Regions from separate parts of the Mus musculus genome. Here region 2 is linked to region 1. A link is a contact called in ENCODE POLR2A ChIA-PET data. All regions are on one chromosome and are shown on one strand. The core of a region is the stretch at or near the end of the contact, and the rest is flanking DNA. Distances in the headings are between cores, read along the strand shown.

What was found. ChIA-PET counts read pairs that join two places held with the same protein, here RNA polymerase II (POLR2A).
Region 2: POLR2A ChIA-PET joins it to region 1 with 10 read pairs in Patski. The contact joins two enhancer-like sites. POLR2A ChIA-PET finds 5 or more read pairs at or near these places in 2 of 5 experiments (Patski and embryonic stem cell).

Annotation. Positions count from the first base shown.
Region 1 is chr12:80,214,615-80,218,593 of GRCm38, forward strand. All of the region lies in intron 1 of Actn1 (actinin, alpha 1), which reads right to left. Among named protein-coding and RNA genes, the nearest start is that of Actn1, 44 kb to the right of the region's middle. Within about 2 kb of position 1,962, at least 1 of the 3 ENCODE cell types and tissues checked has a DNase peak (open chromatin) inside an H3K27ac peak, as active enhancers do.
Region 2 is chr12:80,342,890-80,346,868 of GRCm38, forward strand. All of the region lies in intron 8 of Dcaf5 (DDB1 and CUL4 associated factor 5), which reads right to left. Among named protein-coding and RNA genes, the nearest start is that of Mir1843a, 47 kb to the right of the region's middle. Within about 2 kb of position 2,123, at least 1 of the 3 ENCODE cell types and tissues checked has a DNase peak (open chromatin) inside an H3K27ac peak, as active enhancers do.

The DNA.
Region 1 (3,979 bases), core at 712-3,211:
TTTTGTCACATTTAACTCCTTGGATCTTCACAGTGGTGCTAGGAAAGGAAAGGAAAGGAAAGGAAAGGAAAGGAAAGGAAAGGAAAGGAAAGGAAAAGAAAAGAGCCAGAAACCTAGACTTCTATGTGGAACTGCTCAATCTTTAAACACTGCTACAACTGAAAATATAATGCATGCCACAAGGACCCGGTCTGCCTCCAAAAAAAAACAAAAAAACAAAAAAACAAACAAACAAAAAAAAGAATTAGCAGCCAAGAAGTCTAAATTAAGTCTCACTGGGTATCTGCTCCCACAGTGGGAAAGCATGGGACCTTTCTAAGTCTGCATGCATGTTATATACAAACACAATATGTGGTGCATTTGGTAAGCACCAAGTAATACCTGTGTCTACCACTCCTAAAGAACACTGGTGAGTGACATCAGCCATTTGAGAATCTAGTAGCAAGAGCTGTGGGCATTTCTATCAAAGGTAGAGGAGAGGGCTGACATTCTGTGAGGCAGAGAGACGACTCCTCAGCTGGAACTGATCAACAGCCCATGTGTCTCACAAAGGACATTAGATGGCTATACACATCCTGTCATGCCCTGTGAATTAAAACAACAGGTGAGCTCACTGTGCCGATTAGCTGATCAGCCTGACGCAAGGTAGGATCATCTGGCAAGAGAGAAGCTCAACTGAGGCTCTGCCTCCATCCCGTTACCCTGCAGGCAGATCTATGGGGGCCTTTTCTAAACTATTGATTGATGGGGTGGGAAGGCAGCTCACTGTGGCAGTGCCACCTCTGGGCAGGCAGCCCTTGGACATATAAAAAAAGGTAGCTGACCGTGAGCCTTAGAAAGCCAATGAGAGGCCATCTTCCTTGGCTCCTGCCCTGCTTTCCCTCACTGATGAACTGTGATCGGGACGTGGAAGCAGAATAAATCCTTTCCTCCCCAAGTTCCTCATGGTCCTGGTGCTTATCACAGCAATGGAAAGCAATTATATTTGCAAAACGAGTTCCTGCTAATTCCAGTTGTCAGAGGGTGTGCGAGGCAGTCCCCCACCCCCACCCCCCATACAACTGTGTGCAGGCTGACTGGTTACAACTCTAGAGGAAATCAGCTTGCCAATGTGAACCACAACAGGCCTGAACTATACACCCCAATTCGAAGACTCTATCCTGGGTATAAAATGCCAAATAAAGAAAAGGCCTAGGGGCTGGAGAGATGGCTTAGCGGTTAAGAGCATTGGCTGCTTGCTCTTCCAGAGGTCCTGAGTTCAATTCCCAGCACCCACATGGTGGCTCACAACCATCTGTAATGGGATCTGATGCCCTCTTCTGGTGTGTCTGAAGACAGCTACAGTGTACTCATATAAATGAAATAGATAAATAGATAAAGAGAAAGAAAGAAAGAAGAGGTGTTATGCATGAAAACTTGCTCCTTAGCCTAACTGAGGTGGAGAAAACCAGGAAGACACCAAATTGTAATAATAAGGCACATAGTTAAGTAAATCACCATATGTGCCCACATAGTAGATGATTAATATGATAGGTTCTGAAATAACGTGAGCATAAGAATGTGTAATTAACAAAGAAGTCTGAAACAAGATAGCATGCACTACTGCTTATAAACACAGGGTTAGAGCTGTGTGCAATCACACAGACATGACAAATGACTAAGACCAAATGTGTCCAAATGCAAACACACTTGGTGCTCCAGGAACTGAAGTTCCCAGGATCCTTAGCTGCTCTCCTGGCCCGACTGCCTATAAATACAGTTGGCTGGTTACACTCTCTGCCTTCTCCCACGGCAAGCCTCTTCTTTTAGACATTTATTTCCCCATCCACAATCCAGGCTGTCCACGCTCAAGTGACCTGACCAGAGAGGCTCCCAGTGACACCAGGACAGAGTAAACAATGCTCTACAGCCAAATGAGACCGGGCTAGGCAGGAACAGAACAGCAGCAGCCTACCACAGGCCTAGGTTTCACCTGCCGGCCACACCTCTCCTGGACACAGCTTTGTCTCTTGGAACCAAGGTTAGCAGTCCTGGCTCACTTCAGGGAAGCTATTGTTCCTGTCAGTCAGGAAGCATGGGCCTGCCCTGGCTCAGCTAGGCACGTGACCTCTGATAAGCTAACCTCTCTCAGCCCAGAAATCCCATCATCCATCTGGTGCTTGGACAACTCAGCTGAATAGAACACTTGGTAACAATCTTTTGTTTCTCTGTAGTTTCTTTCCAGTAAATTCCACAGAGACTGGTGGTTTAACCTCAAGGGACTCAAAACATGACCAATGTTTTGGTCTCAAGACTGCAGCTCCCTGACCCTCCTGGCCCAGCAAATAACTGTAACTAGTGTACTGGACGGGCTAAACCTTGGTGTCCAGGGAACACTGGTGGGACATGCCTCTAATCCCAGCACTCCCGAGGCTGGGGAAAGAGAATCCTCAGTTTTGAGATTAGCTTTGATGATATAGTGAGACCCTCTCTCAAGAAAATGAAAAACAAAACCAACCAAATCAAAGCTTGAAGCTGGACTCTGCCTGGAGGACCCAGGAGGCCATGGGAACCGTGGCTGGCTCTAGGGTGGAGGAAGAGAGGTTTGGAACTGGGGAGGGAGAGCTGTTTGCTTTCTGCAGAGCATCCTTTTGTTTTCTTTTGAATGTTACACCACACGCTGTCATTATCTATTTAAAAACCCATCCAAATGTAAAGAGAGTCTGGCTGAAGTGTGTAAATTACAACATTATCATAAGCTTCTGGGAAGAGACGGAAGAGACTTCCTGTTTCTCTGGGATCATTTGGTGGAAGAGAGTGTCTAGGCTATTACTGTATTACTGATGGCTTCCATGATAGAGGGAAAACTCTCTCACATTTAAACAAATGGAGGCTGGAGAGGGTGACTTAGGCTTATAACCCCACGACTAGAGACTGGAGGATCAGTGCAAGGTCTTCCTCAGTTACACAGTTAAGTTGGAGATGGCCTGGACTATATGTGATCCTGCCTCCTAAATACATGCATGCATACATACACAGAGAGAATATGACAGCCGTGCAGTGGGCACACGTCTTTGATCACAGCACACGGGAGGCAGAGGCAGGCAGATCTCTGTGAATTCAAGGCCAGCATGACTAGGGGTACCAGGATATCCAGGGTTACATAGAGAAACCCTGACTCAAAATAAAACAAAAAGCCTACGTATGAGAGAGACAGAAAGCTCTAAAAACATTCCCTTAATAAGTAAGAGGTGAAACCCTTTAAGAAAAGGCAGAACTAGACACAGGGACAGAGGACAATCTGGCATCTGGAACACATTTCCCCCACAGCTAAGTCTACAATGATTAATTGTGGGGAGAGTCAAAGGATAGCCCCTTAGCCACATGGTCCCAGAACCCCCAAAGGAGAAATTAAGCCTCTTGAGGTTGGTCTGGGACTTCCTATACAAACTGGCTCCTCTCCTGGGATCTTCCTTCCCAGGAGCAGAGCCAGCAGGTCCAGGCAAAACCAACAAACAAACGAACCCTCACTGGACACTATAGTCTTTCAATTCCACCAGCAAGCACCATGCTAGTTGAGATGCCATGGATACTGGACAGAGCCAGACCCCAGCTGTGGCCAGAGTTCCTGGTGTGCTTGGGTTTAAGTTCCCTGCTCCACCTGCCAGCTGACATGGGGATGGTCACTCCCCAGAGTCCCTCAGAGTCCACCCACATGCGGCCAGTTTGGCCAGGGCACGTGTTCTAGGTAGTTTTTCTAAGCAGAGACCTGTCCAGAGAGATCTCAGATGCCTGGTGTGCTGGTAATGTCAACAGGAGTGTCTGGTTAGCTTATTAAGGGCGGTCTGCCAGCCTTTCAAAGCAACTGGTTCACCCACAGATAAAAGGCAGAGCTCCACACAACAGCTCCACCCAGATCTGTTTACTTTCCACCCACCTGCAAGCTGCTGTGAAAGAGTCCTCAACCACTGGTTGCTCTCTTCTGCCCTCTAAGTCACCC
Region 2 (3,979 bases), core at 873-3,372, 130 kb after region 1:
ACTCTGGAAGGTGCCAAAACAGACTAAGCTCAACTGTGTATTTCTGAAGACTGAGGCAACAGAATAAGCCCGGATCGGGAGGCAAGAGACTTGGGAGGGTGGGCTCCTAGTTAACTGGTAACCCTGGGTGAGGCGTGGCTCCTCCACCCAAGCAGTGAGTTAGATGGGCTCTAATGTAGCTCTAAGATTCAGAGCAAAACAAAACTTCTCCCTAGAAGTCAGTGTTTGGTTGAGAGCAGTACAGAGCAGCAGGAGCCCATGTCCCACCATTTCCCACAGTCCTGAGCAAATCCCTTCACCCTGGAAAGCCTCCATTTCTCAACCATATTATGAGAGTGATAACACGACACAGGCTATAGCCAAGCATTGATAGGCATGCTGCTTCCTCTTTAATTGGTGGCTGAACCTGTCAGCCAGAAAGCTTTAAGACCAAAAGGCATTAGCTGGCCATCAGAATTACTGACTCCCCATTATCCTGGTCCAGAACGATTTCAAACAATTATAAAACTGTTCATTTCTTTAGATCTAAGTTAGCAATTCAGAAGCAGAGCAATGCTGGGGCTGCAGAGAGGCCTCAGTCGACAGCACGTGCTGCTCTTCCAGAGGACACAGGTTTGACATCTAGTACCCACATGACAGCTCAGAATGGTCTAATTCTAGTTCCAGGGAATTCCATGTCTTCTGACCTCTGTAGGCACCAGGCATGCATGTGGTGCACAGACATATGCATGTAAAATGCTCATACACAAAATAATAAATGCTAAAAGTTTAAATTTAAAGACAGGCTAAGTGAATGTAGGATTCATGAAGGAACCCTGAGAACAGCAGTGGGAGGAGCTCCAAGTGGGCATGCCCACTGCTCTTGAAGTCTCAGTTCAAAGTCAAGCTCAGATAGTAACCTCTATTGAGATGATAAAAATTCTTCTTTCTAAAGTGCTTTGTTAACTGGGCAAATACCTCTAATTCCAGCACTTGGGAGGCAGAGATAGTTTGAGGCTAATCTGGTCTACAGAATGAGTTCCTGGAAAGCCAGTTACTGAGAGAAAACCCTGTCTTGAAAAACAAGCAAGCAAGCAAGCAAGCAAACAATCAAAAATTTGTCTCCATGTCTTGGGAACCCTTTCATCTTTATTTTTTCTCTTCCCTTCTGAGTCATTAATTCCTAGAGAGACCTGTGTGACCTTTGTCATTATGCTCCCCATAGGGGCTGCCACAAACAGCAAGCACACTGTAGACATAACATAGAGCTTTAGAGGAGAATTTGCCCCATCTTCTCAAACGTTAGCTATAAACAAACCCTTTCTTTTGCTGCGTGTGGGCATTCAGAGTAACAGAGGACCTGTTATGAGTGTGAAGAGGTTGGCTCTCTCAAAGGGGCCTCTTTTCCAAGATGACTGAGGCAGTAGAGGATGAGAAAGGAGAGTGGACGGAGGAGATCAGATCTCATGGGAGAGTATGCTCCTGGAGCCGTGACCTGACCCTGTAGAAGCAGCAAGCAATGAAGTGACATCCCATTAAATAACAGTGGTCAGGCCCAGGAGAATCCCAGGCAAAGGTGGCAAGTCCTCACAAACAGCAGACACGTACATTGCTGAGACGTAGGGGTCTTTCAGGATGATGTCAGCTTAGCTAAGCAAGGGTGGTCATTCTAACAGAGAATTGGGCCAGCACTGAGTTTCAACCTGCTTCTTCTCCAATGCCTTTCCTGCATTTAGTTCTCCTTTTCTTTTTCTTTTTTTTTTCTGAGACAGAGTCTGGCTGTGTAGCTTGGGCTGACCTGGGAATGTGCTGTCCTCCTGTCTCAGACTCTTGAGGGCACTCCACCAAACCCAACTATACTATGCCCAGCCAGAGGCAGGTGGGGAAATGTGTGAGAACCCAGAGAACCCAGAGAACTTAAGTGCTCTGCTCTCATTGCACGCTCACGGCTTTAAATGGCCTCTCTGTTCCTATGGGAACCTGGGAGCAGTGAGCTCCACAGCTCAGTCTGGATAACCTCACAGAGAAAACATTTTCTTCTCTTTCTTGAGAACTTGGCCAGTTTCCAACCTATGACCTTTAGAGTTAAGACTTTGGTTGACTAAACAATATCTGAGGAGACTCAGCACAGAAGCATCCAAGTAGATGTCAAACAGGAATTTCTCTTCTAAAGGAGATGCCCAAGCAGAGAGCTCTGAAGCGAATGACGTCAACAGGCCTAGAAAGGGCACGTTTTACAGTGCCAACCTATTAATCATAGGCCAGAGAGAGGGGAAGCAATGTGAGGAACAGGGCTATTTCAGTGACCGTCCTAGTGAAGGGTGACTGAGATGGTCCAGACAGATGACAGATGGCTGCTGTCCGCTCCCTTCGACAGCAAGGTGAAGGCGGTGGATAAGGTTTCCTCCTGGCTTTCTATACATTAACCACATGACAGCAATTTGTAATTTAAATTTCATTGTCTGAAAATATAAGAGACTACAGAATACTCTGTCCCAAATGATAGATCTAGAATCCTCCCCTTCCTAAAGCTCAGAGATCACTGTGAAGATGAGACAGGAACCTGTAAGAGGCAGAGGGGATGGATGACTACAGCAGAACTGCTTCCTGAACACAGCAGGGCAACTGCACAAGTGAACTTGCAGCGGCAAACTTAAGCCACACCAGACTCTAGCATGAACAGGAAGATGCTCACCAAGTCCCAACCTGAGCTGAGGAGCTAGAAGCAACTGATGGCTGCTAGAGGAACAAAGGAAGCTACACACACCCCTCACTCCGCCCCAAACCCCATACACAAACGAAAGCACTAAGTGGAGTAAATGGGCTAAAAAACTTACAAAGCACATAAAGTTGGGTGGGGAGAGTGGTAGGGGAAACCACTAGGCAGGAATTGTAAGGGAGTGGATGCATGTGTGAAATTCTCAAACAATAAATAAGGAGGAAAAATACTAAATCATCACAAATATACTTTTACTTTTCCTCTGAAAACTCTCTCAGGTTATATTGTCATTAAAAAATATTAAAACAGGGCTGGTGAGATGGCTCAGTGGGTAAGAGCACCCGACTGCTCTTCCGAAGGTTCAGAGTTCAAATCCCAGCAACCACATGGTGGCTCACAACCATCCCTAATGAAATCTGACGCCCTCTTCTGGAGTGTCTGAAGACAGCTACAGTGTACTTACATATAATCAATAAATAAATCTTAAAAAAAAATATTAAAACAAATTTTGAGGAAAGGTTGAAGAGATGACTCAGTGGTTAAGAGCACTGCTTGCTCTTCCAGAGGTCCTGAGTTCAATTTCCAGCAACCACATGGTGGCTCGCAACCATCTGCAATTGGGATCCGATGCCTTCTGGTGTGTCTGAAGACAGCAACAGTGTACTCATATACATAAAATAAATAAAACCTTTACCAAAAAAATTTGAGGAATTTTAACTATTGTAGGAAACATAATCTCTCCTTACTTAAGAGTCAAGTTATCACAGGTCCTAAAGTATTTATCATTTTATGGGGGCAGGAAGAACTCATAGTAAAGCACTTGCCTTGCATATACAAGGCCCTGGTACAATCCCTAGCCCTGGGCGAGGTGGAGAGAGAGGGAAGGAGGAAGGAAGAGGAAGGGAGGGAGAAATTATCATTTTCCCAAACCTTTGTTTCCTCGGATATGGAAAAGGGCCGCTAGCACTGTGAGTGACAACAGGTCACCCTTCTGTGAAACAAGCCGGGCTGGTCCCCTCTGTGCCAGCCAGGGTGAGTGTGTTTGGATGGCTTAGTATTCATCTCTAAGTCACCTCAGTCAAAACCACATGCAGGTTTTGTCTTTTAAAGTGGATTTTGAGCTAATTTAGTCATGAATCTGACAATTACTCAGTTAAACCTGGGCTAAGCAATTCAGCCATAGGGCACACCAAGCAACAGAAGAGACAGCGGTCCTCCTCCTCACATGAACGTGGAGAGCAGAACTTACTAGTCAAGATCAGAAGCTACTGGAACACAACT